5 separate regions of the Homo sapiens genome follow, and all the other regions are linked to region 5. The links are chromatin loops, found by intact Hi-C in ENCODE. Cell type or tissue: mammary epithelial cell. All regions are shown on one strand. Region 1 overlaps SLC9A9 (solute carrier family 9 member A9). Region 2 overlaps SLC9A9 (solute carrier family 9 member A9). Region 3 overlaps SLC9A9 (solute carrier family 9 member A9). Region 4 overlaps SLC9A9 (solute carrier family 9 member A9). Region 5 has its middle 16 kb from the start of CHST2.

Region 1 (5,000 bases), 300 kb before region 5:
CAGCCTCACTTTCACAGTTTCTTCTTCCATCTGTACCAGGAAGAAGGCAAGACTTTGCCTCTGATCTGATTTTCACAAATCATCTGACCAAATTGGAAGGGACTCATTAGAACAGAACAGTAACTCACCTATCAGTTTCTGATGGACTGAACGAGATCTGGCTGAGGCTGTTTTGCAATTATAGCACTTTCCAGCTGAAGGCCTCAAAATGTTTTGTGAGCAGTGATGAGCAACAGGGCCTCCTAGTGCTAATACTAAGTGCTCTCATAATAAATTTTCACCGTCAACGTCTGGCTCATTAGCCTGTTAGGGCAGGAGAGGGGGCATGCCTGTGAGAAGGAGGTCATGCGGTGACCCTGCCAGCAGTAGGACTGGACCACTGCCCAGTGCTCGCAAGACGAGGTCGCATGTGGAAGTCTCGTGGAGGTTCAAGCCCACTTCTCCCGGTACCAGTGGACACCCCCAGCCCTGATGTCCGGACAGGTACTGTGAGGGCTGATTTGATGGAACTCGGAGCAAGAGAAGAGCAGAAGGGCAGAAGGAAAGGCCTGATCTGAGGATGAGGAAGGGTGGAGAAACATGGGTTGGGCCCATGGGACTGGTTAGATAGAAAAGCTGGGTAAAGGATTGTTGTGTCTGTAATTTTCCTTTCTACATGATTTCTCCTAGTTCTGTCACTGGCCCAGGCAGCCCCTGCAGGGAGGGTAGCAATCCTGTTTTGTGTGTAACTCTGTTAACCCTCCAGGTGTATTACTGAGTTGGCAGAGCAGAGTGGAGAGGAGGACACTTGTGTACTGTTTCAGGCTGTGTGGCACTAAGCTAGGGGGCTTTGGGGAGATGTCTCAGTGGGGCTTCCTATCACCCCACAAATCCTGCCACTGAACTGGCTGCTTCTGAAACCCACCCCAGCATACATTCCTCTCATTCCAAGGCCCCATATCACCCAAAAAATTTGATGTCATTGATTCCTACCTTTAAGATAACATAGTGAAAGTCTAACGTGTCAGGCAATGTGTTGGATTCAAGGTGAAGACATTTTTCCTTGCTCCCACTTTTCTGCATTTCCCAATTTTCTGTAATGAGTCAGTAATTTTTTGAATAGTAAAGTTTGCCATAGAACTATAACTGGAAGTGAAAATATATAAGCCACATTTTAATAGTTTTGAAGAACTAAATTACTTTTCTTAAGTATTTAAAGCTTGTTTACTTTGAAAACTTTGACTTTGTTACCTACTTCACTAAGAAACACAACGCCATTGGACCCAAGGGCTCTCACTATCGACCAATGCCTTTCCTCCAACTCAGAGAATCAGGTGAATTGGGTTTATAGTGCAAAAGAAACTTCTTTAAAATTCAAAAACAAACCAGTCATGAGTTCTGGCTACAAGATGCTTACAGTATAACCAGGTAGAAGAGAAAAGGCATACGAAAATACAATTTTTTGTAATATAAAATATTAGATAATATTTTATAAAATATAAGACAAAATTGAGAAGGATAAATACTTTAAAAGAGGTCTTGATAAGGTCAAGGGATGCCAGCAGAAGCCATTTTCCCCCAGCTGATGGATGGAAAAGCTTGATGACGGCGGGGCGTGAGAGCCCTGCCTGAGAGAAATCAGGGCCTGGGCTGCAGACAAGGTAGATTTGGGCAACCAGGGAATAGGTTAAAATGAGCAGCGGCAGGGAGGTCAGAAGGGGCTCGTGGGGTGGACCACATGAGCTTGATTAGGATGAAGTAAGGGAGACATGAAGAAAAGGAGGTGAGGTTGAGAGAGCTGAATGTGGAGAGGTAATGGAGGACGATGGGGACTAGGCTGAGGGATTTAGTTCCCCAGTCAGGGGAGCTATACCTGAATCAAACTGATCCAGCAGCAGAGGTTAGCATGGACCAGGGTGGAAAGAGGCATTTATGAGACTGAATCCAGGTGAGATAAGATGACCTAGGGCAGTAGCTGTGAGATGGGGGGGATGGGCCGGAGGTGTTTCAGAGGCAGCATAGGCGTATTCTGGAGAAATAAGGAGTGGAAAGGATTCTCTTTTCCAGCCTGTGCCCTCAGACTGGCTGAAGCTGGCATGAAGGGGCTACGGTGGTTAGAAGTTGCAATCGAACACTGGAAAGGAAAATTACAGGTTGCTCTTCCAGGAGGACTTCTTCAGCCCAGAGGAACTGCAGGAGTTGCCAGCATAATGAAATCTAAACAGGGAATTATCAAATAAGCAAAAAGGATAACCCATGAGGTTTCTTTTTTTTCCTTCTGCCCCTCTTTCTCTTTTAAGTTATTCATCACTAAATATCTATGAAGCAGTTACATTATATAGGAAACCAAAGGAACACAATTTAACACCTAGTTTCTGTCATCGAATGATTTTCAATATATTTGCAGACAGAACTGTATTCACATGTCTGCATACCATTGCACACTTTAGTTCACGAGCCACCTTGAGAAAGATGCTAGGACTTGAGCTGTAAACATTGCCTAAATTAAGGGAAATTTAGTGTTTGGGGGGTATTATTATACAGTGCTACTATGTGCCATATACTTTACTTTTCATCTTATTGTGTCCATTTTAAAGATAAGGACACTGAGACCCAGAGAGATGAAGTTAAGAGGTAGGTGACAGAGCCAGGAAAGCTTCATCCAAACCACAGCGCCCCCTAGAGAGGTAGACAGTGAAAGGCAAGTCTTCCTCATAAAAACCTGGCATGCAAAGGTATAGAAGATATAGGTTATCTATACTTCAAAACCATCAGAATTCGAAAGGTTTCATATGCACCTTCCAGCTTACTTTCCAGTTGGTTCTAATAAAGTTTTCTGAGACTCCTTTCTGAAAGATTCTGCTGCTGTCAGGAATCTGCATATTTCCTCAAGATTTGGAGCTGGGTAGGACAAGATAGAAACACGAATAGAACATAAGTTAATTGCTTTCTGGAGTATGTTTCAGAGTCAGTGTATTTCCCATGGTGTTCTGTATGCCTGCCTCCTGGGCTTAAAGGGTTAACAGAACACCCCCACCTTTTATAATATCACCAGATCTCGATTAATCTGGCAAATGCTATAAATCAAGGGACAGTGTGAAATTGAACACTAAATGTATTGGACGTTATTATAAAAAGAGAAATTGGATAATTTCTACTCATTTCTATCTGAAAATGAAAAACTGCCAGGGTAATGAATCTCCTTGATCTGCTGAAGTGCTTATCAGTTACAAAGTACTTTTCCACTGAAGAGATAAGCAGAGTCAAAACACACAAAAAAATCACAATTTTTTGAATGAAAATAAATCTTCATGCTGTTTGTGGGATAAATTCCCCCCAAAGAACCCAGCAACCATCTCTTTTAAAAAGCTTCAAAGTCGATAGGATTTCTTATTGCCCTGAAACACGTCAGGAAACTAAAGAAAACTTTGTTACATGAACTGTCCACCCTTCCATGAAATCAAGAGCAAACTTATCAAGATTGATTTCTGTCATCAAGTGCAGTTAGATTTGCATAAAAGGGTTGGCCAAAAAGATATATCTAAATAACCTTTCATTGTTAAGGCTAACCTCCCTTTCACTGTTAAGTTCAAAGGAAGGAAAGTTCTTTGAAACACCACCAGGGCTGATTGGTGCTGCTGGTCTAATCAGAGCATGTTTTGAGTCCAAAGGTAAGAAATGCCTTCAGTTGGAATAAAATGCAGGCAAGAGGCCAGGCGCAGTAGCTTATGCCTGTAATCCCAGCACTTTGGAAGGCCAAGGTGGGGGGATCATGAGGTCAGGAGATCAAGACCATCCTAGCTAACATGGTGAAACCCTATCTCTACTAAAAATACAAAAATTAGCCGGGTGTGGGGGTATATACCTGTAGTCCGAGCTACTTGGGAGTCTGAGGCAGGAGAATCGCTTGAACCTGGGAGGCGGAGGTTGCAGTGAGCCAAGATCACGCCACTGCACTCCAGCCTGGCAACAGAATGAGACTCCGTCTCAAAAAAATAATGTGGGCAAGATCAGCCAGGTGGCCACCATTCTAGGGGGAAGAGAGCCCTTCAAATACTGATTCCAGGGCAGCCTGCTTGTTTTAACAACCTTTTCTCGGTAAAGCTCTCCAAACCCTGGAACTGTTCCAGTTTTCCTTTTCTGCATGAAGTAGGAATGTGATTGTAATGAGATAGTTTTTCAGAAATCAGTGTTGCAGTTCTCATTTTTCCTGTATTTGATAATACTTGCCCTGTGCCTATTAATGAGCCTAGTCTAGTTGAGGTAACTGGAATGGGCAAAGAGTTTACTGCACTGAGAACCTTTCCAGGGCCTGTTCCCACTACATACATCATCAGGAGCTGAGAGAGTTTAGAACATAGTAATTACCCGGTGTGTAGTCATCTTATACAAATCAATTTATTCACACACTTAACAAATACATGTGTGCCAAGCACTGTTCTGAGCATTTGAAATAAACAAAAATGCCTGTGCTCAGGGTGTTTTCATTTTGGCAAGAGAAAATAAGCCGTGAGAAATTAGCTTAACAAATGGGCAAATTATATAGTATATCAGGTGATAAGTGGTACAGAAAAAAAAATTGAGCAGAGGAAGAGAGAATGGAGGCTGGGTTATAGGGATGGGATTGGGCTGTGATTTGAATTAGGTAGTCCAAGTAGGCCTCACTGAGAAGTTATCTCTTGAGTAAAGACTGGGAGGAGGAAGAGCATTTTAGCAGTGGCAATAGCTTATGCAAAGACTGTAAGGTGAGATGTACCTGGCAAATTGGAGGAACATCAAGTGGGCCAGTGAGGCTGAAGGGTGAGCATGTAGGAGAGTAGGAGGGGCTGAGTTTAGAGAAGTAAGAGGGGTGGGAAGATCATACAGGGCCTTATAAGCCATTGTAAGGACTCGGCCTTTCACTTTAAGAATTGGGTCACGAGGTCGGGAGATCAAGACCATCCTGGCTAACACGGTAAAACCCCATATCTATTAAAAATACAAAAAATTAGCCGGGCATGGTGGCGGGTGCCTGTAGTCCA
Region 2 (5,000 bases), 510 kb before region 5:
TAAAATAGACAGTAATAGCACTTACCTCACAGGATGGGATTAAACATAAAACACCTAAATCAGGGCCTGGTGGGTCATGCTCAATACACATTAAATGTTAGCTGTTGCTGTTACTCCTATCATCAAAGACCAATAATAAAAGGTAAGCATAATAGAAAAATGGACAAATGATATAAATAGTTAATAAACAAAAGAAGAAACATAAATGGACAACAGCTATACTAAATAAGATCAGCTTTACTAATAATGAAGTAAAACAAATTAAACCAACAATGGAGTATTATTTTTACCTGGCAAATATTTAAATCTTCAGGACTCAAAAAAGAATAATCATACTTGGAGTAAGTCAGGGTTTGGGAATTGAGAACCCTCCTATATGATTGGTGAAAAAGGAAAGTGATAAAACTTTTACAAAGGCAGTGTTTACTGAGCCATTAGATTTTGTGAATCATTTGATCCAGCAATTTTGTTTCTAGAAATTTATTCTAAGAAGTAATTATGGGCATGTGCAATAGTCTCTCCATGGAGATGAATGCATTGATTTGAGCAAGAAGTTGTGCACAATGGTTACTAGTTGGTTGAGTGAATTATAGCATATTAATATCATGGAACCCTATGAAGTCATTTAAAAAATAATAAAGAAAAAATATATTGATGGGAAAAGATATTCACAATACATTTTTAAGTAAACAGGAAATTTAATATATAATATTTATATTTAATAACTATCAAATAAGAAAATTTAATATATAATAAGATCTAGCTTGGTTAAAAATTCACAGCCAAATTTATATGTGCAAATGCACCTAAAATTATATATTATATATACTAACATACATTATATGTATTATATATGAATATAATTATATATTATTAAATTTTATATATTTTATTATACCTGTATATATAAATAACATATAACATTTGTATTATTTATATATAAATTACATGGAGTCAGAAGTGTTATGTGGAATCACAAGTGATTTTTATTTTTTTCTTTTGGCTTGCATATATTTACCAAAATAGAGCAAACTACTTATGATAGACTCTGGTCCCAAAAATCCCCATTAACATACTTAATAATTGGCAATGTTCATTTAAGTGCAGATTGCACAGAGGTAGAAGTCTGAAATTCTTTTGCTACCCATGATAGAAGAGAAAGAAGATGTTGGCTGTTTTGGGCCATTTATCTGCAAAACAGAAATACTGCTATTGTTGTACTGAAACCTACTCATAAAATAATTCCACAGTGTGCAAATGCCTCCAGGTTTTCTTAGAGATAAAATAAGTATCTCATTAAACAGCTGACTCTTGGATGACAATAAATACATACTAGATGTCTTTATTCCCTGTTAAGTAAATGCTTATAAGGAAATTCGATGTCATCAATTATTTAAAAAGATGAAGAAATGGAGCACCAATTTTGTCTTTTTAAATGAGACTGTTATGCTGCAGAGAAGTTCTTGCTAGATAATGTCATTTAAAGTGTGATACCAGTGAACGCTTGGCACTTTGAGTGGCATTTTGAAAGACTACATTTCTTACCGCCCATGTATCTTGAGGGAAATTTAATATGGAAGGTAATTGGATGGCTATAAGACTCAAGCAACCGTGGAACTGAGGGGAACCTTGAACTATCATCCAACCGTTCAAGAGAAATGTACTGAGGATCAGTATGTGCCAGACATTATGCCAAGTGTTGGTGACAAAGACTGGATGGGCATAGCCACTCATCTCGGCCCTCAATAACTCCTCACTGAAGTAGGCAAACAATATCTATAAAGGGATTTAATATGCGTAACAAAACCTCACCCTAGAAACCATTTCAGAAAATAGCTTACATGTATAGGGTTTGGTTATAAAAATATATTCCTAAAATAATTCCATTTTTTCTCTTGGTAACGTCATCTTGAAGTAGATTTCGAGTTCCTTAAAGGCAAATTTTCTCCATCCCTCACAACACATAGGCAATTATTTGGTAGGTTCTCCAATAACTACTGAATGAATGAGTTCATAGACCCCTTCAGAAGCAGATGGGGAGACGTTTTATAATACTAATCATTAAAACCTCTTCCAGAGATAGATATTTCATGTTCATTCTGCTTCTTCCAACTATTTGAAAAGCCTTGTTAGAAACCCTCATTAGTGCTCCTCCAATTTGACCCATAGTTGTAAACACAGAGGTGATAAGAAGCTGTCCCCTTTTGATCAGAATTAACTGAAACTGTTATCACAACCAGAGGTATATTTCTCATGAATCTGCTTAACTTAAGAACAAGTTTCTTATATCTTGACACATCTTTCTGAAGGTAATTCACTTTGATATTTGCCTTGAAAACTGATAATCAGCATGAAACTCATTTATTTTGATGCCTGTCTAGATACTGGGGTGATACATAATTAAAAAAAAAAAAAGTTATGGCTGTTTTTGCTTAAGGACTCCTTGTCTTGGGAGTCAATTTCATGCTGACTTCATTTTTCAGACACCAGGTGGCATCACATGGCAGGAATGGCAAGGCCACCCTGGGATCTTTAAACAGAGGCTGGGAAGCAGTGCTCAGCTGAATTCCAGCTTTAAGTTGTGTGCTCGGTGTGCTGCCCACACCCCTGCCTGCTGCTGCTGTCTTGTTTGTTTTTCTCTCATTCCTGTTCCCTGGTTCCTGACTCTGGCATCTCCCCTACCCTACCTCTTAATGTCCCTGTTCAGATTACTGGGACTTGACCTTGATTATATTCTGTGACTCTGTCTTTTGTCTCACGGATGAGATCTGACATTCACTGGCAGCGTCTCCAGAACTCTACCCCGTAACTTAGAACTTGCTTTGCTCGTGTCAAGTCATGCGTGACAAATTGGCCTACCAAAAATAAATAAAAGAAATCCATGTGGATGGTTTCTTATCTCAGTTCCAATGTACTTTAATTTATTGGTATATAAGTCAGATGCAAGTGATGAAAGTGATAGAAACCCAATTCAAATTAGCTTCAGCAAAATTTGTCCACTGGCCTGTTTAACAGGGATTGAGCTGACTCTGGACATGCCAGGCTTAAGACTTCAAACATGGCTGTCTATCTGTTCTTTTTCTCTCTTGGCCCCGATTGTCTCTGAGTGCTAGCCTCATTCTTTCATGGTGCAGATAGATAGCTTACTCTAGAAAGCAGGAGAAGGTGACTAATGGCATCTCCAGGCTTACTTTTTTTTTTTTTTAGCTCAAAATAACATTTCATTCTCCCAATATTTGCATATCAGTCACAAAGACTCTGTTTGCCTCTGCTTGTATCAGAAGATCACCCATAAGCCAATCACATAATACTCGAAGGGAATTAAACAAGGTCACTGGTCAGATCTGAGTCACATTCCCATCCCTGTGACCAGTGACATGGAATCCATTATTGGAAGAAAGTGGTTGGAGGACAAGTAAGAATAATAACAACCATATTTCATGATCCTAGAATGTTCAGAACATGGTGGATTAAAATGATAGGTCCTATGCACTAAAAACTCAAAGAAAGGCTTTATTTTAAAAAGCGAACATTACTAAATGTAGAGTTGATTTTGAAGGAGAGAAAAGGAAATTCTCCAAGTGTGAGAAACAAGAGAAAAATCACAGCAAGAGTGGGAAGCTGCCACTGTCAGTGGCCATGTGATTTTATATGGCATATACTGCCCAGAGGTTTTGGAGCTGGAATCCCATTTCCATGTGGAAATCAGAACCCTGTCTAAAGGTTCACTCATGGTAATACAACTTGAGCAAAGCTCTTTGAATAGGGCCTGCAATTTCAAAGTGTTCCTTCAGTCACATAGACTGTGTAGAGCAGCCTTAAGAAATAGCAACGAAACTTGCCATCTATCTGGAATTTGAGAAATCAAAATCCCTAGCCTGGGCAGTTGTGATACAGGAAATGTAAGCCAATAAATTAACATGGAGAGTTTTCAGGACTATTGAAACAACTGTCACAGCCGTATCCCCTCTTCCTATTTCCAAATACACTGAAACTGCCCTGAGGTGATACTTTCACATCCCAGGTACATAGAAATCCCACTTAAAAAACAGAATCTTTTCTGAAAATGAGCTCACAATAAAAAATGTACAGGCCGCAAGAAGAATAACTCCACCATGTTGAGCAAAGGAAGGAAAGAAAGGAGATAAGCAAAACAAAAGTAAATCAGAAGGACAAGCACCCTAAGGAACTAAACAAAAATTACAAAAATATGAGAAAGATTATCAAATGAGCACACTAAAGAGACTAAAGAGGTAAACAGTGGAGTGGGGAAAAATTAGAAAAGAATGGTATAATAGGAAAAAAAGAACTTTTCAAAATGAAAAGTGCAAATATTGACATTAAAAACTAAAGGGAATGACATAAATGTCATATTAAACCCAGCGATGAAACAGAATATAAAGTTGGCAAATGGCCCAGCATGTAGTACAGATAAAAAATATGAAAGGCTAGTTAAGAGATATGGAGGATAGCACTTTTTAAAAATCCAGAATTCATCAATAAAAATTTCAAAAGGAGAAACTAAAGAGAATTGAATTGTGGCAATATTTTGAAGGGATAATGGTTGATAATTTTCCAAAATTAAAGAGATAAATTGAAGCATCACATTATGTCTAGAGCTGGATAAATTAACACTAATTCACATTCAAATACATTGCAGGTTTTAGGTTTATTTTGTTGTGTTTTTAATTTTAAAGAGTCTATTTGAGCAACAGAGATTTGTGAATCAGGCAGCTCCAGGCCTCAAGTGTTAAGCCTCCACCTAGAGGAGGGGAACAGCTTTATAAGATATTTGAGGAAGCAAGACAAAGAAAATATTTGATTGATTATTGTTGTGAAATGTGAGATCATCAAAGAGAAAGAAGAAATTTTAAAAGCAACCAGAGAGGAGAGATGGTTTATTTCCAATAAGGATTACTTACACTTACTTACAATTTGGATGGCAATAGTTTTCTCATTGGCAACAATAGCTGCTTAGCTGCTAGAGGATAGAGGAATAA
Region 3 (5,000 bases), 170 kb before region 5:
GAAATTAATAATAATGTTGATATCTGGTTCACGTTCAGATATCAGAATATAAAAGTACTCTCCAGAGTTATTATTCATAGACCCAAATTAATTGTTGACCCTGAGTTATAAACACCAGCAGGAGGAGCTAGGCTGCAGAAAAGTGTATAGGGGTGCTGAGCCCTAAGGGTGGTGGTGCTCATCACCTGGGCTTGCAGGTAAACAGAGCCATGTGTCAAGACTGAAGCATTTAATACCACTGGACTTAAGTCGTAATAGGAAATGGGAGGGTGTTAAACCAGCCTTTAGGAAAACTAATACAAGATGGATTTTGAATGTCTGAGGGAACATTTTTGGAAGAGTCATTATTAAACTTCAAAGAGAATCAGCCTTATCAGCAGTGATAATAGAAATATATTGGCTTTTCTGAAGATAGATCTTGGGTGTCTCGTTTATGAGCCAGCCATGGCTGGACTTTTATCAAGTCTGTCAACTCGAAACCAAGTTCTTAACCCAAGGCCTGAATGCTGCCAAGATGAAGCCATGTCTGAACAAGGCAATAACATCCCCTCTTATTCCAAAGTGCCTCTCTTGTAAAACTCAAACTTATCAAGAGGCTTTGGATTCCTCTCTCAGTTCCTTGTCTTAACAGGGGAATACATCCCATGTCTAACCAGAATGTTTGTTGCTTCTGGAGTCAAACATATGCGCCTCCTAGGCACAGCCATTAACGTGGGTGTTTCTTGGATGGCTCAGACAACCAGAGTTTGGATTTTAATGGCTCTTTTCACCTCTCTTCTCCCTGAGGCCATCTATCTAGGAGAAATCTCACCTATGTATGAGAGGCAGAAAAAGGAGAAATACTGAAATAATTGCATTTTTATCATAAGCAGACCTATTATGAAGTTATGTGGCAGGAAGAGACCCAAAACAATGGATACAATTTGACTTATCCACCATTCCAGTGGGTGACTAAGAAGTGACTCTAGTTGCCATCTTCCCACAAAGGTCTAAGAGACCTCTTCATCCTCTTTCCCCCATTCAGTATATATATGTTTTCTGGAAATCTGTGCCAGTAAATGTCCAGTGGAGTATTTTGGTTTTGCTTTCTAAAGACTAACCTGGAATGAATAAAGTTCCTCTGTTAAGAAATGGAGAAAACAGATGTTTTAAGTCATCTTTTTAGGGGACCAAGGGCAGTGCCTCTGCCGGCCTGAATCTAAGTCTTTTTTGGCTTTTGGGAGGAGTCAAATGGGCCTGGCAAGTTTTGCAAGGGAAATCTCAGAGGTCATCCAGACCTGAAGTGTAGGTAAGGAGACCCTGGTTTAGCACAAGGTGGAGTCAAGTTCTAGTTCCGCTATTAAGTGTGTCACATGAAGCAGGTCACTTATAAATACCTCTCTGAGGTTTAGTATGCTCATATGTAAAAAGCAAATAATATCTTTCCAAAGTAATCATCCTCAAATGCAAGTCTCACTGTGTCTTTCCCTTGCTTAAAACCAGACACCTGGCCCTTCCTACCTAGTCTAACCTCATTCTCATCACTTAGTCCTCCTCTTGCTGCCTCTCATGCAAGAACACACCAGCAATATTGGATAGCATGCTGTTTCACACCTCTGCTCCTTTGCACATGCTGTTCCAGCCCCCAAGAGGCCTTGCCTCCTTCCCTCCTTCCCTCAAAAAAAAAAAAAGAAAAGAAAAAGAAAAAAACCCACCTGGAACAGGAAAAACATTTGTTCCCCTTTGGAAACTCAGTTCAGATATCACTTTCTATTTGAAACTTTCCCTGAACACTCCTCTACACACCCCTCCCCAGCCCCAACACAAACACACAGCTACTTCTTTGAGTCTCAGACTGTGCCTTGTTCTCATCTGCCCATGATCCAGGTGGGCCTCTCTAATTTGTACAAAGGCTGTGACTAGGCTGGCAGTGGCCCTGGAGGAGTAAGAGTCTTTGGGGACAGGAAAGCAGCCAGAGCGTGTGTGTCACACTGGAAGTCCGGAAGGGAAATGCCTGGAGAGCCAGTTGTCCCTCTGCAGGGGAAGGGCACGATGTGGAGAGGGCGGGCAGGGAAGGCTGCCAAGAAGCCCTCCGTGGTGTTAGAAGTGCATGTCTGGGGCTTAACTGAGATGGACTTGTAACGTGGGAGGGACTCCACACTCTTGTGGAGGATAATTGAGAACAAGGAGGATTATGCAATTTGAAAACATCGAATTCCAGAAAACGTGATGATTCTTGACAGTGACCCACTTCACTTGTACCCATCTGGCTTTATCCTCCAGTTCTGCCTGTCTTGAGCCTGAGTCACTCCTCGTCAAACGCAGTCATTCTGTCTGTTCCCAGTAAGGAATAAGACCAAACCTGCTGGCTGGTTGGAGGATCTGTCCTTTCTGCCAGCTCTCCCTCTCGCCATCTTCCTGGCTCTTTACTGCTTTCCTCTGTCCCTCCATCACTGCTCTTATTTCCTTCCCTCCTGCTATTTTTCCTTCTTATCTGGCTGTTTCAGGGGCTCTCTCCTCCTCCCCGCCACTCCACACAAACCTCATTCAGGACTCCCAGCCTTTCCTGCATCTCCTTTCTTGGGCTTTTTCAGCCCTTTAATTCATTCCTCTTAATATTTATTAATACAAACACCTCATTTTCACCTTCAATGTTTTTTTCTTTCTATTTTCTGGCATCTTTTGGTTCTTCTCTGCTACCCGATTTTCCATCTTTTTAGACAAGCATTCATTAAGCACCTACTGTATTCTGGGCAGTATGCTGAGTGCTAGTGAAGAAAAGATGTATAAGCCTATTGCCTGTATATACTAGGGCAATCATCCAGAGGAAATGGGGGCTGATGCCTCCAGCATCCCCCACCCACCATAGCTTTAATGCTCAAGGCAACGTGCTCCTCATCCTCTGCATCACAATCCAGAGTTGCAAAAGATTCCTGGCCCGCTGTGACAAAGGTGGGACAACACTGTCTTAAAGCCCCTAGCAGAGGTGCCAGGTAAGATATACCAGGCCAGCAGCTAGCAACACCTCTCTCCCCAACCCTCTCACTCTTCCTAGGGTGAAGGAGGACAAGTTGAGATAATGAGGATTCTGAACCTCTTTTATTTCCACTCTGCAGTTCTGCAAGGGTTGGCCCCTCCTGGTTTCATAAAAAACACCTCCACTGACATTAAGAGTGGCTTGAAAATTAACATATACAACTAGTATTTTGCACACCAGAAAAAGAAAGCTTTTCAGCTTTGGGTGGGCTTAGAAATGTGGTTGGGAAGACACTAACTGAAAAACACCAAGGGAAAGCGGAACACTCTAGGACAGTGGTTCTCACACTTTGGTCAGTGTCAGAATCACTAGGGGAAGCTGCAAAAACACAGGGACTGTGCCCTATACTACTTCAAAGGCCTGAGTCACTGTGGGCTCCACTAGATCCCCAGGTGATTCTGATACACACCAACATTTAAGGACTGCTGCTGGAGAATGCGTCTGTCTCATCTTCTGCAGAGGATGGCCCTAACACCCAGCTATTCCATTCTACTCTTGCCTACTGAAGGCTTTTTGTCTGCATGACCTCCACCCTCAAGTATAGGTGGACTTTTCCACTAGAGGGCCAAGAAAAAGGCTAATCCTGCAAGGCCAATCTTCATGCCACAGCTTTTAAAAAATCATTTCCGCCCTCTTGCTGATTTCTCTGCAGCTCTGGGGTGCATTAAACTTAAACTATGTGTGAATAGAAGAGGAAGCAGTTGGTACTATTAAAAGAGGGAGAGAGATAGAAGACTATAGTTTGAATATTACCAACTTCCAAGACTTACAAAGTATGCATTTTGCGCAAATGTCAAAATTTAGTAAGCAAATCAGAACAATTTGGGAGATGGGCAGCAGGAGTGATTTTAAAGCTGCATCTGACCATACACACATCCTGTGGCCGTTCTGCAGGATTAGCCAAGTTTTGCAAATGAGAAAATATGGAAACATACACATGAAAAGATTTCCCAAGGTCATGGTGAAGGTGGTAGTGGTGAGGATTAGGGGCTGAATGCTGTTTCTCCTGGGCCTATTTCTGAGCTACTGGACCACAAAGCTTCCTGAATGCAGATGTTAAACAGGTTTTTGCCTTTAAAATAAAGGTTTAAAAGGTTCTTATTTTGGCCATAGTTCAGTGCAAATCTGCAAATCTCCTAGGGAAAAGGGGACCTATTTGAAGGGAAATTAATTACTTCCAGCTTCTGGAACACAAATCAATTCAACTTTTCCCTGTGTTTTACTAAAGAGTGCTTTAAAGAGTGGTACTCCAACTTGGCTGCTGAGAAACTTTTAAAAAACCTGATGCTCAGGCCTCACCCTGTACCAAATCAGACTCCGGGCTTTTAAAAGTTCCCTCCAAAGATTCTGATGTACAATAGAGTTTAAGAGCCATTGCTCAAAGCATAGCCTTACTCATAGCATAGCTCTGTGGATCAGGAGCATAGGCATCACCTGAGAGCTGCTTAGAAATGCAGAATCTCAGGCCCCACCCCAGGCCTACTGAATCAGAATCTGCATTTTATTATAACAACATCCCCAGGCATCTGAATGCATTTTAAACATTGAGAAGCACTCCTTTAAAGCACTCCTCACTCCCCCTAAAAAAGTTTATACATTTCCAAACACTGAAGAGGTTTATCTGCTTCTTCCAATGAGGTGCAGAATGGGCAGGAGGGCAAATCACAGAATTTTAGAAGTAGAAATAAAAACAGCTAATAAGAATTAATATGCATGTCAAGTGCTCTACATGCATTCTCTCTTGATATTCACCACAACCCTATGATAGAGGTGCAAATACTCTGTCCCTTTTCACAGATGACCAAACTGAGGCTCAGACCTAGGTGAAACAGCTAAAATACCACCTGGAGAGGCAAAGTGAGGACTTACACTAATGCTTCCAGGACTTAAAAGCACACGCTTTTAACCACTCAGTCAGACTTTCTCAACCTGTGTGCCAAACATTCCAAATGGGCTACAAGTGCCAAGACATTTGTTCCCCTCA
Region 4 (5,000 bases), 190 kb before region 5:
GGAGGAACTGCTGAGCAGCTAGGGAGATGAATGGAACAGAAGTGAAGCTCCCTCTGCCAGAGAGGCGAGCACTTCTCCATCAGCCCCAGAGACGATGGGCGGACTGCAGCTGCCCATGAGGAGCAGCACGCGCAGGAGGCCAAGGTGGCCTGCACACCTGCCATATGGGAGGATGGCAGAGTCGGGCAGCCCAGCTTCACCAATGTTATTTGCACCCCCTCCCCAAGAACTCAATGGGAAATCAAAATTGTTTTGCTAACCAATGATTTCAAATTTCATGTCAATAGGGATCTGATGCTGCCAATGCAAAGGAGAATTACCTGTACGGGTTCTACAACTTTATTTTTTCATTTTGGCCATGTTGTTCTACTAAGTACTCTGGTCAGCCCCTGGTCTCAGACTCTTATCTGTTTTCTTTACTCACCCATCAACTAACTCCCCTACCGCCACCTCCACCCCAAACACATACACACCTTCACCTTCAACGGACAAAAAACATTGCTAGAGCTGTAAGGTTGCCCTTAATGGGAAACATCCTTTATGCAATATACAGGATTTATTGTGAGCATTATGGAGCAATGTGTTGTTTGGGTTATGGCTGCGCTAAGGCTGGGAAACATCTCCCTGTTCTTGTGTAGTTAGATTATTAAAAGTTGGTCGTTTGACTTTGATACCCTTTTAGAGCAAGTACTGCTTGCAAAGGTCAACTCGAGTGGAAAGTTCAGGGCACACAGTAGGCAATAAGTTATATGTTCAGGACTCTGGCAAGATCCCTAAATGGGTCAGATGTGGTCAAGCAAAACTGACAGCAGAATATGCAACATCACAAAACATTCAGACTTGCAGATAGGCAAGGACAGTGTTATTAGAGAGGAATGATCCAGGCATTGTTACCAACATACAACCCCTGGGGTCCATAACGAAGCGAATATTAGGGGGAAAAATCAAGCTAATCAAGGAGAACAATCCAAACATCTTCTAGCAGCTAAAGACATCTTGTGGTAGAAACAGGAGAGGCCTGTGTACAACATGTGAAGGCTGGAAAAGTTCAAGCAAATTACCACCAGGGTGTAGGAGTGACAGAAATTACTTCCAGGTGGAGGGTTGGAGGTTCTGATAAAGGGGATGGCATTGCACTGGGCTTTGAATACCGTGTAGGGTTTTGAATCGGGAAGATGGAGAACGGAATGTGTCAAACACAGTTAGGGTTATCCAGGCTTCAGTGTTACATCAGCATCTCATTAAGATAGTGGAAGTTTACATGCCTCTTTATGGTTCACTGTTGCTGTGTTTTCAGGCTATTCACAGTAGTTCAGTAAAACAATCTTTGATATCATCAAATATCTGAAAACCAAGGGATTATAAACTTTCATATTTTTAAAAATTAATAGACCTTACATTTTGGAGCAGTTCTAGATTTACAGAAAAATTGAGCAGAAAGTACAGAGTTGCCATATACTCCATATGTCCCACACATAGTTTCCTCTGTTATTAACATCAATATTGACACATTATTAGCCGAAGTCCATAGTTTACATTGAGGTTGTGTTATGCATTCCGTGGGTTTTGACAAATTTGTAATGACATGTATCTACCACTATAGTATCATATGTAATTGTTTATTTAAAGAAAACTCAGATTCTGATTTATAGAGATCTATTCTTTATCAAACAAATGTAAGCAGAGAAAATAGATAGTACTTGTGCATACAGAAAAAAATGTCCATATAGAAAAATGCCTTGTTGACATGGGTTGCAAGCTATTTAGAAAATCTAAGTCTGCAACTTCTAGTGGAACATAAAAGAGGAATTAGACTAGTTAGTGCTCAATGAATTTAGAATGAATTTGAAAGAATTTGCACTGCTCTTCATAAAAATGATCTCATGATTTTTTTCCTTTAGCCTGGAAAATCTGCACCTAGTACCACATTGCTGAACAGTATGAGAATGCATTCATCAAGATTTTGAAGTCAGAATGTCTGTTAATCCTGTTACATTTAGAATATTACCCCCAAGCATGTAGAATAAGAACAATCTTAGGAGATATTTCTGTATCTCCAGTAGGTGGCCATAGATGGAAGATGTTTGAGGAAGAACAAAAAATAGGGAAGGGGAGAGGGCTAAGAGTAGGAGTGGGTAGAGGAAAATGCTTCTAAGTTCACATGACAGGAAACAGGAAAAGCCTCAGGGCATAAGAAATGGAATCAATCTGCTGGTAGTAAAAGGAGCTGGAAAAGTAACAGTGCCAAAATCTGTCTCCTTTTCCTCTTGAATTAAAACTCATATTGTTCCATATGGTATGTGCTAAGGGATTCCTTTTTGGACTATCTGGTCCAGTGTCTAAGTTTATTTTCCTTTTCTTCTTCCCCATATTTAAGAGGAAAGTTCCTTTACTATTCATTCACCCCAACTCTGTTCCACCTCCACAAGTCTACTTTTATCAGATTTTTTTTTCTCTAATTAATTGTGGGAGGTAGTGATTTTTTAAGAGAGGAAGTGTAGCCTTCACTTGGCTTTATCATTCACCATTTTTGGAGAATTTAGACTTCCTTCCTCTTTCTTTCCTGTTTGAAAGAGGCTCTACAAGTTAGTTCTAGTTGAAACTCTAGAGGACTATGTTTCCGTCTCCTGGCTGTACTCTCAGAATACTTGCAGGGACCATTTATGAGCTATTTCAACTGGAATTATCCTAAGAAGGCTTATCTTTGAGTGTATATACTCCATCTACTGACAGATAAAAGGAGATCATTACCGCTGAGGAAAAGATATATGCACAAGGCAAGAGAAAGTGGTCCCCTAATAGACTCCAGTGACCATTAATTTTAAGTGCACAAAGATATAACACTTCATTGATTTGACAAATATTTATTTAGTGCCTACTAAGTGCCAGGCACTGTACTAGATGCTGGGGATGGAAGGTACAGCCCTTGTTACCATGCAGTTTACAATCTAACAATGTACTAGGGGGAGAAAACAAAACTCAAATTAAGCAAGTAGAATAATTACACAGTATGATCCTTATTTGCCACAATGGAGAATAGCCATGGAGTGGGGAATTACATTAGAGAAGGTAGTTGGGGAAGGGCTTTCTAAAAGTGAAAATGAGAAGGAGCCACCCTCATGAGCAGCTGAGAGAAGACCATCCCATGCAGAAGGACCAGCACATGCAAAGGCCTGGGGGGAGGGGGCACGTTGTAGAGGGGAGCTGAGTGCATTGAAGAAACAGAAAGAAGGCCAGTGTGGCTGAGAATGGTGAGAGGGAGAGAAGAGGGAGGAAGGAAGGCTGAAGAAAGCAATGAGGCAGACAGATCACGCAGGGCCGGCAGGCAAAGTTAAGAGGGGAGATTTTATTCTAAGTGAACTAAGTGTCCATCAAAGAGTTTTAAGGAAGGGAATAATGTGACCTAATTGACTATTTTACAGATCACTCTGGTTGCTGTGTGGAGAATTGCAGGAAAGCAAGTGTAGTGTCTGGGAGACCACTTAGCAGGCTGTTGTATTAGGCAAGAGACAATGGTGACCTCGATGCCTCAAGGAATCCTGATGACTTGAGATCTAGTGTGGGTCTGAAAATAGTCAAAATCTCCTTTTACTGCACATCCAAGATTTTTATACTTTTTCTTTCCATTATTGCTAATAACTTTTTATTGAGGTTTTTACAAATACTCACATACAAATGAATACATAAAGTTTTCGCAGAGCACTTGCATGCATGAATAGAAAACCAATACCAAGTGATATTAGAGTTTCAACCATTAAAAAACAGATATGAACAATATACTGAACCAGGACATATTATGATGCCTAACTCTTTATTGAGGGCATGTCTGTACATTCCAGAAAATGCACAAGTGATGTCTGATCCACTCCTCTGTTTGCCCTGAGCTGATCCTAGAGGCAGAGACCAGGTCTGCAGGACTTGCTTTAAATAGTAACTGACAAGGCACCAATAGATAGTCCACAGCTATCCCTTTTGAGGCTGCTGCTCATAGTACTGACCAGCATGAGGTCCAAAGGTTTGAAGACTCCATACAGCCCAAGTGGACATGTCCTGTGGAACTGGCCACGGCCTTCCAAGGGTGTCTCTGGCTGTCAGTTTCTCCTATGCACAACACTCTCACCCTTAACAAAATTTAGGAAGCCTTTACTCCTGGATTTGCCCATGTGGTGTGGAAGACAGTGCCATGGCCTTGGAAGCATGCAGTCAGAGACAGATGAAAACACAAGGACAGCCAGGCTGACCCTACCAAAATAAAACCCAGTCTGACAGTGAACTCTGAACTGAGGCCAAGGGTAAGGTTTTAGGTTATAGAGGGTTAGGAAATGAGAGAGAAGTAGTTGATTGTGTTCCACTGATCTGTTAACAAATACTTAACAAGGCCAGTATTACAGGCACTTCTCAGTACCCAAGCTTCCATTGCTTAAGGACTGTGTTGGGTGTTTTACATGCATTTTCTCATTCAGTCCTTGTATGAACTGTATTTTACAGGTGTGGATAATCTGGGATCGAGGGAGGGTAAGTGACATGGTGACACAGCCAATAAAGACAAATTCAAGGAGGGCCACCAGAGAGTGATCTCAGAACTGTTCTCACTACTATGGAAAAAGGAAAAGTGTGGAAGGTTTTTTTTTTTTTTTTTTCTGGTTAATAAGAAGAGACAGAAACAAAGAAGAAAATATTAGGCATCCACAATCTTACCAGCCAGAGTAAAGGATTTGGGACACTATTAAATATTTTTCCATGGAAAATGTTTGTTCAGGGAACTGACATTATTTTTAAAAGATTAAGCTGAATTAGTGTACAAGGTGGAAGAGGCAGAAGAGAAAGGAGGCCCTTTAAGAGGCTGCCATGAGAGTTTTAGTGCAGATTGCTAGGAAATAAGCTACTGTTTTTTTAAAAAACAGGGTTTCCTCTATCGCCCAGGCTGGAGTGTAGTGGTGCAATCGTGGCTCACTGCAACCTTGTCTTCCTGGGCTCAGGTGATCTTCCTGCCTCAGCCT
Region 5 (5,000 bases):
GGTTGCAGTGAGCTGAGATCATGCCACCGCACTCCAGCCTAGCAACAGAGTCAGACTCTGTCTCAAAAAAAAAAAAAGAAAAGAAAAGAAAAAGATACAATGTTTTCTCTGAATATTTAGGAAAAGTTAAGGGGCACCCAAGAACTCTTTCATAAGGACATTAAAAAGCCCACAGATCATTCTTGTTCCTTGGCCCATGCTAGACTACGATGTCACCAGCTGGTAACACCTCTATCCATCAACACCTCCCTCACTTCTTGTCTCTTACTGGCTGTTCAACAGGCCAGTGAGACTCAGTGTACTTTCTGGGAGATGCACAACCTCTGTGCTCTGTGGCTGTCTCCTTTGACAGTGAGCACAGAGTTATCACATGAAATAGTAATAGTTGTCACACAAACACACAAGCAAAGTCTTTATTTTTAAGTACATAATACTGTGGAAGATGACAGGTTTGGAGTTTTTTGAGGGGATTTTCCCCAACCTACTGTGAACATCACAGGATGTCTTCATAATGCCTTGAGGACCTGATCCCTAAAAAATGATATCCGTGTTTGACTAAGTGTTAAGTGTGCATCTTTATTAACAATGGGGTCACTGAGGTCCCATGGCTGTAATTCTGATTAAGAAAATAAGCACATAGTCTTCCTAATCATTCCATGTCAGCTAATTCTAAATTGCACCAAAATGGAAATAGTTGCTTTCCCCATGCCCCTAGATAGGACATTTCTATTAACATTGCTCACTGGTTTCAGAATATAGATGATACATGATAATTATTCAAATAAAAAATTATATCCTAATTGGGTATTTGGGTTAGATAACTTGAAGTATCCTTGAAAAAAACTAAAAAAAAAGAAAAACAAAGATTCTTCAGTAATTATCCACATGTGAGAAGGAGTTTTCTGATGTTTTCTTCTTGGCAAATAACCAGACCTATTCTAGGTTTTTAACTTGACAGCAGGCAATGTAGCCATGTCAATCTAAAATAAGAACACCTGTAAATTCTTTTTCTTTTTTCTTTTTAGAGTCAGGGTCTCACTCTGCCACCCAGGCTGGAGTGCAGTAGTGATGTAATCATAGCTCACTGCAGCATCAAACTCCTAGGCCTAAGTGATCCTGCCACCTCGGCCTCCTTTTTTATTTTATTTTATTTTATTTTATTTTATTTTATTTTTATTTTTATTTATTTTTTTTTTTGGTAGAGATGAGGGCTCACTATGTTGGCCAGGCTGGTCTTAAACTCCTGACCTCCAGTGATCCTCCCACCTTGGCCTCCCAAAGTGCTGGGATTACAGGTATAAACCACTGTGCCTGGCCTAACCTCTTTAATGGAGAAATTAAAGGTGAACAGTAAGAGCATGGGCTCTGGGATGAAATGGACTGGCTATACCAATTACTAGCTGTGTGACCTTAAGCAGTTTACTCCTCCTCTCTGTGCATCATCTGTAGACAAGGATATGAGTAGTGGCTATGTTAGAGGGTCACTGTGAGGACTAAATATATGCACAGAACTGTGGCTAGAGCAGGGCACTACATCAAGATTGCAAACAATCATCCTCTGGATGTCAAAGGAAGGAAATATTTTCTACTCATTCATTGCCAATGTAAAGTTGCTTTTTAAAAGTGAACAAACCACTGGACGCAGTGGCTCATGCCTGTAATCCCAGCACTTTGGGAGGCCGAGGCAGACGGTTCACTTGAGGTTGGGAGTTCGAGACCAGCCTGGCCAACATGGTGAAACCCCGTCTCTACTAAAAATACAAAATTAGCCAGGCCTGGTGGCAGGCACCTGTAATCTCAGCTACTCAGGAGGCTGAGGCAGGAGAATCGCTTGAACCTAGGAGGCGGAGGATGCAGTGAGCCAAGATTGCTTCATTGCAGTTCAGCGTGGGTGACAAGAGCGAGACTCCATCTCAAAAAAAAAAAAAAGTGAACAAACCATCATCTTAGCTAATCTAAAAGGGCTGGTACTTCTCCCTGAGCAAAATGCATTCACCTGCATCAGCTGGCCATTAAGTGCACTCGACCCCTGTTTAGCCTCACCTTGCACAGCTCTGATATGTTAAAATGCTATTTGTCTATGAGACAGCCTCCTTACAAATACACATACACATGCATGTTTGTGCACACATGACTGTGTGTGTATCTAGAGAGCTAGATATAATGGATAGCTAACCATCTATTGCCATGGTCTGTGGATTTTTCCCCACACTCAGTGGTGAGAGCCAGGGTGGCCAACTGTGGAAATTACTCTTGCCCAATGCGTGCTCCTCCAGGATACCCCAAGTCTAGTGTGTTTCACAATGTGTTCTGTTTAGTATGTAGTAGCTCTGTTCTCTGCCATTTACTGGAGTTATAGACCATGCTGGCTGTCAAAAATTATATAAATGAAAGTACTTAACCTGCCACAAAGAAACAAAGAAAAAGTAAGATGTTGGATATTAAAATGCAAGTTACCACAACCAGAATATTTTCATCAGAGTGGTGAGGTAACCATCTATAAGCAATTAAGACCTCCTGGAAGTCCTCTGATATTTTGGGGGGAGAATGGGAATCATAACATTACTGTAAGTTAGAGAACTGACCCACAGTCTGTAGAATGGGGACTGGAAGAAGTAATGACCAGAAGACAGAAGTTATTGCAGATGGTTTGAAAAGCCCGGAAGGGCAACTGCCAATGGCAATGCCAGGACCACATCCCCATAGAGACAATGTTATTAGTCATCACTCCCACTTCCAGGAGAGCAAACCGCAGCTACAAGGAATATGAATGTGTTCCTCTCCTGCCCCCAGCTTGAAGCTTCCTAATATGCATTTTTAAGCAAATTCTTAAGTTACAGAAAAGAAGTGACTCATTCTTTCTGTCTCACATTATTAAAAGTTGTGCAAATCATTTATGTTAATATGCATATGTATGGTAACATGCATGTATGTTCCTTAGATGAGACTCTGTTTTTCTAAATTCACTCAAAATGAATGTGTTATAGCTGGGTGTAAAACTCTTAGGGTAAGAAATATATTCTTACTAAAGGGGATAAGTGGAAATCAGAAAAGAAATGAATAGATTTACATTGTCATTTATACATAATGTAATTTGTAGGGTGTCTGACAAACCAAACTTTCTCATCACCCAAAAACAAGCTCAGAAATGGAAATCTTAGTCTTTTTATGTGATTTATACAACGCTTGTTTGCCTTCATCCCTCCTAATATCATATGCTTGAAAAGACTCTAAGAATCGAATCCTGGACCCAGCCACATGGCTAAAATGCTGCAGGATGGAAGCCCAGAATTCATTTTAACATGTATTATTCCCTAGACTGTGACAGAATTCAGGTTTCACTTAGCCTTCTCCAGGCTCCCAAAACCAAGAATCTAGTGGGTTGTTAACATATTCATAGGTAAACAAATGCTCAGTCCTTTGGCAGGCTGCCAGGACATGGTGCCAGGAAGGGATCCAGGCAACCATGGTGAAGCTGTGGGGGTCTTTCACCTCCCTCACTCTGTGGGACTGGACTACTGCAGATGCCACACCTGGCTTTCTGAGCATCTTATCTGTAAATTTATGGAATCCTGTGGACAAGATACCTACTGGTAGAGTCTTGAAATGCAGCCAGAATTACTGAACTGAGGTGGTACTCTTTAGGCCAGCACAACCACTCCAGGCCAGATGTTTGCAAAATGCAATTGACTATAAGTCTGTAGAGCAATCCTTCCCAAAAGCACAGGAATCACCTGAGGATCTTATTAAAATGTAGATGGGAGGATCGCTTGAGCCCAAGGGTTCGAGGCTACAGTGAGCTATGATCGTGCCACTGAACTCCAGCCTAGGTGACAGAGACCCCATCTCTAAAAATAAATAAATAAATAAATGCAGATTATGATCTGGCAGTCTAGAGAGGGGCTGATACTGCTGGTCCAAGGACCCGACTTTGAAGAGCAATGCTGTAAAGTGAGACCATTCCATACACAGTAAAATAAACATGGTTTGGAGGCATCCCGCGTGCCAGACACTGTGCCTTCTGCTGGAAGCACACAGATAAGACAAGAGCCCTGCCTTACAGGAGCTTGTCCTGTAATAGGAGAAACAGCTTATAACACACTGGGTAAATTCTGCACTTGTTGAGATTCTTTGCACTATAAGGAAGAAAACATCCAATCTACAGTGGCTCAAACAAAAAGGAAATGTAACTGGCTCCTCTAATTGCAAACCAAGGGTAAGGCTGACTTCAGACCCATTTTAGCAGGGCTAAAATGACTTCACCAGAACCTAGCTTCCCTTTGTCCACCAGTCTGTGGTTTCTCTCTCCGTATCTTTTGGCTCTGCTCTCCACAATTTGACTGTCTTCTAGAGGCACCATGGATACCAGTCCTTATGTCTTCTCCTCTTTAAATAAGAATGCCTGCCTAACCCCGAAATCTGAGCAAAAATATCAAGATATCTCATTGGCTCTAATTGGGTCATGTGCTCAGTCCTTAGCCGATCATTTTGGTCTTGGGAAAGTCAGCATGGCAAATGCTAGAGTTGTGTGTGAAGTTAGATCCAACACAACCACATGCACCAAAGAAGCAGGAGACAGATTTCCAAAAGAAAATCAGGGCTTGGATGCTGGGCAGCCACTGTCCCACAGTCAGTGCTAAGAGGTGTTTTAGAAGCATGAGCAGGGGGCAATGAGGGCATGGAGAAAGACACCGGTACCTGATAAACACTATCAATGTGTGTGTGTGTGTGTGTGTGTGTGTGTGTGTGTCCCCAGATACAGGGCAAAATGGCAAAGTGCACACAGTGCCAGTCTGGAAAGGACTGCTGATTGGTTTCTTGGGGGCTTTTAAGTCAACCCTCCTCCACCCCTACCTCTACCATGGTGCAAATCAGTCACTTCAGAAATAGTTCATTCACTACTTCCTGTGCAGGAGATAAGAAATGAAAAGTGTGGTTTAATTGCTCCCAAGGTGATTAAATTGCCATATTGACCAGACTGACACACATCTAATAATTTG

Evidence for each region. A loop is a pair of places that touch in the nucleus more often than their neighbours do. Peaks named below come from ENCODE experiments on the same cell type or tissue, not always from the same donor. Only the 100,000 strongest peaks of a DNase experiment are listed, where the experiment ranks them.
Region 1: it touches region 5 in a loop (2.2-fold over the local background); 12 of 110 quality-filtered maps call a loop at or near these places.
Region 2: it touches region 5 in a loop (14-fold over the local background); 31 of 110 quality-filtered maps call a loop at or near these places.
Region 3: a loop joins it to region 5, with 2.2 times the contacts of the local background. A loop is called at or near these places in 15 of 110 quality-filtered maps.
Region 4: it touches region 5 in a loop (4-fold over the local background); 8 of 110 quality-filtered maps call a loop at or near these places.

The regions. Positions count from the first base shown.
Region 1 is chr3:143,431,615-143,436,614 of GRCh38, reverse strand. The region is part of intron 12 of SLC9A9 (solute carrier family 9 member A9); the gene reads left to right. Among named protein-coding and RNA genes, the nearest start is that of SLC9A9-AS1, 92 kb to the right of the region's middle. In mammary epithelial cell, a CTCF peak has its summit at 2,657 (motif pointing left); no DNase peak of the experiment used is centred here.
Region 2 is chr3:143,642,180-143,647,179 of GRCh38, reverse strand. The region is part of intron 6 of SLC9A9 (solute carrier family 9 member A9); the gene reads left to right. The region is part of intron 1 of LOC102724120 (a long non-coding RNA gene); the gene reads right to left. Among named protein-coding and RNA genes, the nearest start is that of SLC9A9, 200 kb to the left of the region's middle. In mammary epithelial cell, a CTCF peak has its summit at 2,491 (motif pointing right); a DNase peak (open chromatin) is centred at 2,509.
Region 3 is chr3:143,300,044-143,305,043 of GRCh38, reverse strand. The region is part of intron 14 of SLC9A9 (solute carrier family 9 member A9); the gene reads left to right. Among named protein-coding and RNA genes, the nearest start is that of SLC9A9-AS1, 40 kb to the left of the region's middle. In mammary epithelial cell, a CTCF peak has its summit at 2,331; a DNase peak (open chromatin) is centred at 2,253.
Region 4 is chr3:143,324,718-143,329,717 of GRCh38, reverse strand. The region is part of intron 14 of SLC9A9 (solute carrier family 9 member A9); the gene reads left to right. Among named protein-coding and RNA genes, the nearest start is that of SLC9A9-AS1, 15 kb to the left of the region's middle. In mammary epithelial cell, CTCF peaks have their summits at 1,032 and 2,082 (motif pointing right); no DNase peak of the experiment used is centred here.
Region 5 is chr3:143,133,097-143,138,096 of GRCh38, reverse strand. No RefSeq gene overlaps it. Among named protein-coding and RNA genes, the nearest start is that of CHST2, 16 kb to the right of the region's middle. In mammary epithelial cell, a CTCF peak has its summit at 2,788; a DNase peak (open chromatin) is centred at 2,736; H3K27ac peaks cover 991 bases.